3 separate regions of the Homo sapiens genome follow, and regions 1 and 2 are each linked to region 3. The links are chromatin contacts, found by Hi-C or POLR2A ChIA-PET in ENCODE. All regions are on one chromosome and are shown on one strand. Each heading gives the region's core, a stretch centred on a gene start or an enhancer-like site at or near the end of the contact. The rest is flanking DNA. Distances are from core to core; before and after follow the strand shown. Region 1 overlaps UTY (ubiquitously transcribed tetratricopeptide repeat containing, Y-linked). Region 2 has its middle 250 kb from the start of MIR12120. Region 3 holds the start of DDX3Y (DEAD-box helicase 3 Y-linked).

The links. Hi-C counts contacts between places; a loop is a spot of excess contacts on that map. ChIA-PET counts read pairs that join two places held with the same protein, here RNA polymerase II (POLR2A). Pooled maps may share reads with other maps.
Region 1: a loop to region 3 is called in a pooled map, with 6 times the contacts of the local background. The contact joins the enhancer-like site here to the promoter of DDX3Y in region 3. A Hi-C loop is called at or near these places in 3 of 50 pooled maps. POLR2A ChIA-PET finds 5 or more read pairs at or near these places in 2 of 52 experiments (T-cell and activated T-cell).
Region 2: a map of CD4-positive, alpha-beta T cell shows a loop between it and region 3 (5-fold over the local background). The contact joins the enhancer-like site here to the promoter of DDX3Y in region 3. A Hi-C loop is called at or near these places in 2 of 168 maps with a recorded cell type or tissue (CD4-positive, alpha-beta T cell and dorsolateral prefrontal cortex) and 4 of 50 pooled maps. POLR2A ChIA-PET finds 5 or more read pairs at or near these places in 1 of 52 experiments (OCI-LY7).

What each region holds. Positions count from the first base shown.
Region 1 is chrY:13,281,539-13,284,238 of GRCh38, forward strand. The region is part of intron 27 of UTY (ubiquitously transcribed tetratricopeptide repeat containing, Y-linked); the gene reads right to left. Among named protein-coding and RNA genes, the nearest start is that of MIR12120, 200 kb to the right of the region's middle. Within about 2 kb of position 1,366, at least 4 of the 41 ENCODE cell types and tissues checked have a DNase peak (open chromatin) inside an H3K27ac peak, as active enhancers do.
Region 2 is chrY:13,232,719-13,235,418 of GRCh38, forward strand. It overlaps a transcript of UTY not described here. Among named protein-coding and RNA genes, the nearest start is that of MIR12120, 250 kb to the right of the region's middle. Within about 2 kb of position 1,378, at least 2 of the 41 ENCODE cell types and tissues checked have a DNase peak (open chromatin) inside an H3K27ac peak, as active enhancers do.
Region 3 is chrY:12,903,597-12,906,296 of GRCh38, forward strand. It overlaps DDX3Y (DEAD-box helicase 3 Y-linked), which reads left to right and starts at 1,272. Exons shown (of 17, transcript NM_004660.5): 1 at 1,272-1,385. The coding sequence starts at 1,341.

The DNA of each region.
Region 1 (2,700 bases), core at 116-2,615, 380 kb after region 3:
AAAGAAAGGGATGAAAAGAGATATTCTATGCAAACAAAAATGAGCAAAGAACAGGAGTGGCTGTATTTATGCCACAAAACTGATTTCAAAATAAAACCTATTAAGAACAAAGAAAGTCATTATATAATGATAAAGGGGTCAATTCAATAAGAGGGTTTAACAATTGCAAACATATATGCACCCAACACTGTAGCACACAGATATACATATATGTATATATATGCAAATATTATGAGAACTAAAGGAAGATATAGATCCCAGTACAACAATGGCTAGAGACTTCAACACCCTGCTTTCAGCGTAGGGCAAGTCAGATCATTCAGACAGAAAATGAACCAAGCAGCATTGGACTTAGTATGCATTATAGACCAAATGGACCTGACATATATTTACAGAACATTTCATCTAATGGCTGCGGAATACACATTCTTCTCCTCAGCATATGCATCATTCTCAAGGCCAGACCACATGATAGGCCAAAAAACAAGTCTTAAAACATTAAAAACAAAATGAAACAATATGAAATATCTTCTCTGACCATAATGGAATAAAACTAGACATCAGTAACAAGCAGAACTTTTGAAAGTATAAAAGCAACTGGAAAATTTGTTGGGGAAAATTTTTCAACTGGAAAAACAATTATAATTTTCCAATTGTTTTTATAGTTTCAAACATTCTAGAATGGACAGAAGGCCAATAAAGAGATTAAGAATAAAATTTAAAAACTGCTTCAAACAAGTAACAATAAAAACACAACATAATGAGGGAAGAGAGAGAGACCCTCTCATATTGTTTTATACTCAGTACTTATTTAAAAAACAAAAAAAAACAAGGAAGTAAAATCAAAGACAGGCAGCCTGGCACCAGGCCTGAAACCAGGCCTGGGCCTGCCTGGCGTAAACCCAGTAGTTAAAAATCAACTCATAACTTAGAAACTGATGTTATTCATAGATTCCAGACATTGTATAGAAGAACACTGTGAAACTCCCTGCCTTGTTCTGTTTCTCTCTGACCACCGGTGCATGCAGCCCCTGTCATGTACCCCTTGCTTGCTCAAATCTATCATGACCCTTTCAAGTGAAATGCTTAGAGTTGTGAGCCCTTAAAAGGGACAGGAATTGCTCACTGGGGGAGCTCAGATTTTAAGGCAGTAGCTTGCTGATACTCCCAGCTGAATAAAGCCCTTCCTTCTACAACTCGGTATCTGAGAGGCTTTATCAGCGGCTCATCCTGCTACATTTCTTGGTTCCCTGACCGGGAAACATGATAACTGACAGACGGCCGAGGCAGCCCCTTAGGCCTGCCCTGCGGAGCATCCCTGCAGGGGACTCCGGCCAGCCTGAGTGACGCAATCCAAAGAGCGCTCCCGGGAAAGAAATTGCCTGGGTGGAACGCCTAGCCAAAGCAGCGCGTAGCAGGCCCCTGCAGAGGATCAGCACAGTGGCTGAACACCAGGAAGGAACTGGCACTTGGAGTCTGGACATCTGAAACTTGGTAAGACTAGTCTTTGGAACTTGCCACACTCCACCTGAGTGGAAGCGTGGCCTCATCACCCATGGTGTGCCTGTATTAGCACTTTTGTTCCGGTTTTGACTTGGCTTGACTTGGTAAGACCAGTCTTTGGAACCTGCCCCATTCCATCGGAGTGGAAGCATGGCCTGATCACCCATGGAGTGCCTGCATTGGCACTTTTGTTCTGGTTTTGACTTGAGTTAGATTGCATGATACTTTGGTTTTGGTTCTGATCTGGCTTGGATTTCTAGATACTCTGATTTTGGTTTTGATTTTGGTTTGGTGTAAACTGCAAAAGTGTGTGTGTGCCCTTTTTACCTGTTCTTTGTTTTGTGGTGTGCATGTGGTGTCAGCTTAGTGTTTTGTCTTGAAGAAGCATAGGCCAGGCACAAATAAGACCACCCCACTAGGAACTATGTTAAAAAAATTTTCAAGAAAGAATTTAAAGGAGATTACGGTGTTACTGTGACACTAGGAAAACTTAGAACTTTGTGTGAAATAGACTGGCCAGCATTAGAGGTGGGTTGGCCATCAGAAGGAAGCTTGGACAGGTAGGTCCCTTGTTTCAAAGGTATGACACAAGGTAACCTGTAAGCCAAGGCACCCAGACCAGTTTCCGTACATAGACAGTTACAGCTGGTTTTAGACCCACTTCCCCGGCCCCTAACAGTAGTTAAGAGAACAGCAGCATAAGCGGCTGGCAGAGGCAAGGAAAAACCAGCAGAGAGAAAACGAGGCCATCTATATCAATTCTAAGTTAATTTAGACTAAACAAGGTCTAGCAAAAGATAATTAAAATCTCAAACTTACAAGGTTTTCAGTAAAAGTGAAGTTTGCTAAAAGTTAACAGTATAACGTATCATGGTAACTTCTAATCTTGTGGCCTTAGACAGTCTAGTCCAAAGACATAAAGAAAGTTTGCTTTGAAAAAAAGGGGTGGAGGCAGAATTTATGTAAGAAGAGTGTTATATACTAAATTCTTGTCCCGAAATAAATTAACTGGCTGTTTAAAGAAAAAAAAAGTTTGTAATAAGTGAAAGTTGAGACATGTTGAAAAATTGTCTGTGAAAGTTGTGAAAGACAAAAAAGTTATAAAAAAATTTTTATGCAAAAAATGTTGTATAATTTAAAAGTAATAAGGCCTCCTGAGTACTACTGAAGAAACAGTTTATGTGCAAGGTGTATAAA
Region 2 (2,700 bases), core at 128-2,627, 330 kb after region 3:
AGTTATCGTATTTTTCAGTTCCAGAATGTTTTTTTTTCCTCATAACCATCTTTGTGTCATTCTTTTTGTGTAACACTTTCCTGATTTAATTATCTGTGTGTGTTCTCTTGTATCTCACTCAACTTTTTTACAATGACTATTTTTAATTGTCAGGCAACACATAGATCTCCATTTCTTTATTGTTGGTTGCTAGAGGTATGTTTTATTCTTTTTATTGTGTCTTATTTTTTGACTCTTCATGTTCTGTACAGCTTTGTGTTTGTGTGCATGCATTTGAAGAAACAGTTCTCTGTCTCGTTTTTTTTGACTGGCTTTCATTAGGAAATATATTTTTAAGTCCTCCCAATGAGAAGTTCTGGATCTTTCTCCCTATTTGCCCTGGGCATTCTTGTTTTGTTAGCTGTTTTCAAAAACCTGTAATATCTTCCTCTTAAAAACAATTGTGATTGCATTATACCTATCTGATGTGTGAAGTGAGACAGAAATTGAACTTTTAGTTGGCACAAAGGAATGCTTTGGGGGTATACACTGCTCCTTTCCCTTTCTGGGTAAGAACCCTCAGGCATGCATCACTTTCTAATTTTACATACTTATGCTAGCTGTAAAAATATGCCTCTCTCCTTAGCAGCCCTGGGCATCCATACTGTGTCAATTCTTTCAGTGCTCTCTGGGAGATAAGACAGAAGCTAGAACCTCAAAAAGTGTACCGAAAGACCAAGGACACTGAATCTGCCACAAACTCTCTTTTCCTTCACCCATCTATTTTTGCTGTGAGCTGTCCTGAAACTTGGAAAACAAGCTAAACTAGGTAAAAGAATACTGTTCTTCCTATTCATTTCAGTGCAGCTGGTATCAGTTTGTGATTGTCCAGGGTACTGCAAATGCTTAAAGGACTCTGAGCTTCTCAAAAAGGAATTTTGATAGTTTTAAATCTGTTTATGTGAGGGAAACAACATCTGAAACTTCCTATATTACTGTCTGGCTGATTTGACAATAATTTAAAATAAGGTATGTAAATAGTTTAACAAGCAATTACAAATCTCTTGAAATGAGTAATAAATTTCAGCAAAAAAATGAGTAATAAAAACACCTAATTTAACTACAGAAATAAAAAATACAGGAATTAGAATAAAAGTGTATTGGCTCAATAGTAGAATGTATAATACAGAGGAAAAATTTCAGTGACAAAGACAGAACTTCCTGTTTATTCTAGCTGAACATGAAAGAGAAAATAAGCTGAAAAAAGTGAAGAGAGTTGTGGGACCTGTTGTTTCAGGAACCTTATGGTGTTGCTTTTCTGGCCAGAAACCTCTGTGGGTGGTGGTGCTTTTGCCCAAGTTTTGCTCAGGCCTGCTGGGCTTGCTCCACCCACTCAGCCTGGAAGGCTACACTTGGCTCACATTACTGGCATGGATCCCAGGCCTGCCAAGGGCCAGCCAGATGTGGAGCGGCAAGGGGTGTTTGACCAAGCCAGTGTGGCGACTGGCTACTGCACATAGTCAAGCATGCTGGCTGCTGCACAAGGATGGGCAGCTGTAGGTGCCGGCATAGGCACCAGCTCTCTGTGAGGGTGCAGTTGAAGCAGGCACACCACAAGCAACTTCCACAGCTGCAGTGACAACAGGAAGCTTGGAGACTCCCGAAACCACAAGGTCCTGAAGAGAGATTCACAACCCTGGCTCAAGGAGCTCCCAGGTCTGGACTCTCTGAAGGGCTACAGCTCTTCTCTCCTCTTCACTCACAAGGTAGTGAGCAATGGGCGTGTTAGCCCTGTTTGTTTTACAGCTTTCAGCCCCACCATCCAGCAGCTCCCAAGTTCTTCTCCTTTGGCAGGGAAGAATGAGGAACGTGGACAAATGGAAGGAGAACAAGACAAAGAGAAGCTTTATTGAGTGACAGAATAGCCCTGGATCAGGAAGCTCCTCTCTGGATGCAGGTCTTCTGGTCATCTCTGCAGCTCTCAGCAGAGATGAGGCCCTGGAGTGGGTAGCTCCTTTCTGCAGCTGGTCACCTGATGTCTGCTCAGCTCTGCCTGAACCCAGGGCTTTTATGGGCCGCAGAAGGGAGGAAGTGAATGCCGACTGGTCCATGGGTGGCCATGGGGAGGCCTGGAAAAGGCACCACAAGTTCACATTGGGGTTTGCAGGACTGGCAGGCCAGTTCCCACCCTTCAGGTCCTCCCTGGCCTGAAGGTGGGGCCTCACCAGGGGCCCACCCCCTTGCACTCAGGAACATGTCTGCCTCCTGCTGCCTTTCATGGCACCCAGGATGTATATATCAAGGAACACCTGCAGGTCAGTGCAAGCTGCCCTCAGCCCCCCATCAGCTTCCCTCTTATGCTCATCAGTGCCCAAAGTTCAGAGTGGGCCAAGAAGGTGGAAGGCTGGCATGTCAGTGCTGCCTTGAGCATGAGCACAGCTGGCCGGGCTGACACAATGCCAAGTCTTGGCCCCAACCTTGCTCTGAGATCAGAATAGGCACTTGGGAGCTGGGAGAGGCCAGGCAGCAGGAGCAGACACCTCCAAGCCTGTGGGGGAGGGATCCTTCCTGGGCCCCTGAGAGTGCAGAGATGTCTGGCTCTGCAGCTGTGGGAAGGCTCAAGAGCACAGGGAGGCCCAGGTCCACAGCCATGACTTGGGTGGCTGCAGCTGCACTGGGAAACTCCCACCCCATCAACTTGGAAGTGGGAGGGCGGCGCCC
Region 3 (2,700 bases), core at 22-2,521:
TGGGGACGTAGTATAGCACTGGTTAACCTAGGTTGCAGGGTGCCCAGAAAAACAAGGGACCTATGCCAGTGTGCGTTAAGGGCCTAGGTCCCCCGGTAGGTGTGTTATCACCAGGGTCATTCAGTATATAATTGTTTCATTGTTTCGTGAAAACAAGGGACCTATGCCAGGGTGCGTTAAGGGCCTAGGCCTAGGTCCCCTTGTAGGTGTGTTATAATCAACGTCATTCAGTATGTAATTGTTTCATTGTTTCTTCATCACTATGCCAGGGTGCGTTAAGGGCCTAGGCCTAGGTCCCCTGGTAGGTGTGTTATCATCAACGTCATTCAGTATGTAATTGTTTCATTGTTTCTTCATCACTATGCCAGGGTGCGTTAAGGGCCTAGGCCTAGGTCCCCTGGTAGGTGTGTTATCATCAACGTCATTCAGTATGTAATTGTTTCATTGTTTCTTCATCCTGTGATGCTAAAGCCGTATGCTCATAAAGCGCAGGCACACCGGTAGAAAAACTAGAGGGGTCTGGAGTTCCTAGGTGAACCCCAGCAGCCTAACCCTGTCAAGTCTGTCGAGCCTCTGGCTGGTCACACGTGCTGCGGAATCCACTCAGCTTTCCTCAGGTGCAGTCAGGTCCATCCTGCAGAGGGACCTTCTGCGGACCTGTTCTTTCACCTCCCTAACCTGAAGATTGTATTCAAACCACCGTGGATCGCTCACGTAAAATGGTCACTGCGCCTAACACCTGGGATCCCGTAACCCTTATCTATCTTGGCTTCAGAGAGTTTTTTGACTAGTTCCAACTTTGCTGAAGCTTGTCAAAGGTAGGTGACGGCTAGTTGGAACGGAAAAATTTTACGAAACTTCCTATTCTCAGAAGTAAAAGGGAAGAGAGAGTGCTTAAGGAAGAAGGGAAGTTGAGGGTGGGTAAGGAGGGAGCGGGAGTTAGTGGTAGATTGTCACTGTGTTTAAGATTTCCCCAAGGCGAAAAAGGCGAAAGATATCTTGCTAGATCCCTAGAATTCGAAGGCATTAGGAGAGGGCGGGGATAGCAAACATCGCGCGAATTTTGAGAGGCGCTGGGACTACGTAATCCCGCGATCTTATGACTAAACGAACGCGATTTAGGGAGAAGTAACGGTAGCGATAAAGGGATTGGGTGGTGGTGGTGGAGGGGTGGAGCCAACGATTACGCACGTTGTGCGTGCTGTCGTATAGCTGTGGGAGGGGCCATATTACCGCGTAGGCTAACCAGTGCGCTTAATAGCTGTAGGTCCAGTGTAAGAGTTCCGCTATTCGGTCTCACACCTACAGTGGACTACCCGATTTTTCGCTTCTCTTCAGGGATGAGTCATGTGGTGGTGAAAAATGACCCTGAACTGGACCAGCAGGTGAGTCAAAGTAAGCCTACCGAGGCTTTCTACGGGACCCTTTACTTGGCCTGACGGTTTGTGGCGCACTGTTAATTGGTTTTTCAGTTTCACTTCTGGTGGGTTCGTGTGTTATGTGACTGGGACTCTAGGGAAATGGGGAGAGAAACTGCATGAGACCATGACAAGACCACGTACGGAAGGGATCGTGCGATGGCAGTAACGTTAATGGTAGTGGTTACGCTGGTATTCTGGTATAGTACTGGGCCTCACGCAATGGCGGCTTTTGTGTTTGCTTGTCCCGTGGAGACGCGCATGTGCGACCACGAACCCGTTTGTGAGGGGGCGGGGGAGGGAGGCGGTTCGCAAAAGCGGACCGTTTTTATGTCCAGGGTGAGGCTCTTATCTGGCGCCCCTGACGTATTCGCAGTAGTGTCATTGTTAAGAAGAAAGTGTATTCAGGCCACCCAGTTTGTGTAGCGAGAAGAAAGAGTAGTATGGTCTTTGCTCGGGCAAATGGCCAGAGTCTTTGTGTATACAATTGTGTGACTTGGCAGCGCTGTGTTCCTTGAGCAGAGGGGCCAGGCCTGTGGAATTCTTGAAGACGAGTGACTATAATATAGCACAACGTAACAAGTATCCTGTATCTTGTTTCTGGTGGGGTCCCGTAGCCACGGAGCAACCGTTGCCCGGGTGCTGAGCGTGCCGAAACTGGGCTTCCGGTATGGAAAGTTTTGTGACGCAGAAGGACCGGAAAGGGATGGTGGGGAGGGTAGGGAAGGATGGCTGCCGCGTGCTTCTCTTGACCCTGTAGAAATAATGGAAATTGGACGCCCGCGGAAAGACACCTGGAAGGTTAGAGATCCAGCATTGCGCTACACCCCTTTGTTAATTCAGTCACTGGACAGCCGCCTAGCCGAGAGCTGTGCGGTTTTTATATGGTATTGTATCTTTACTTTAGGCGATACATGCAGAAGTCGTCCGGTAGAAAACTAACCTCGAATGTTGATTAGCGGGACAGGTTATTTGTGGTTTACTTTCTTGTTATCGCCGAAGGATTGTTGATATAGGTTTAACTGTGTTTCCATTAAGGGCAGATCCTTTGGAAGTTTGGGCGATGAGGCAGAAGATAGGTGGTCTACGTGTTAGATCAGGCTCGTTTTCTGTGTCAGGAACCTACCGCGCTTTTGCATTTGGCACACCAGTCGTTTGCAAGCTTATCCCTGCATTTCTGCCTCCCAAGTCTAGGGGAGAGAATGAATAAAGAGCATACATTTTTTTTTTAACCAAAAAATACCGTCGGAACTTCTTAGTTGTAATTAAAGCTTAGTGATGC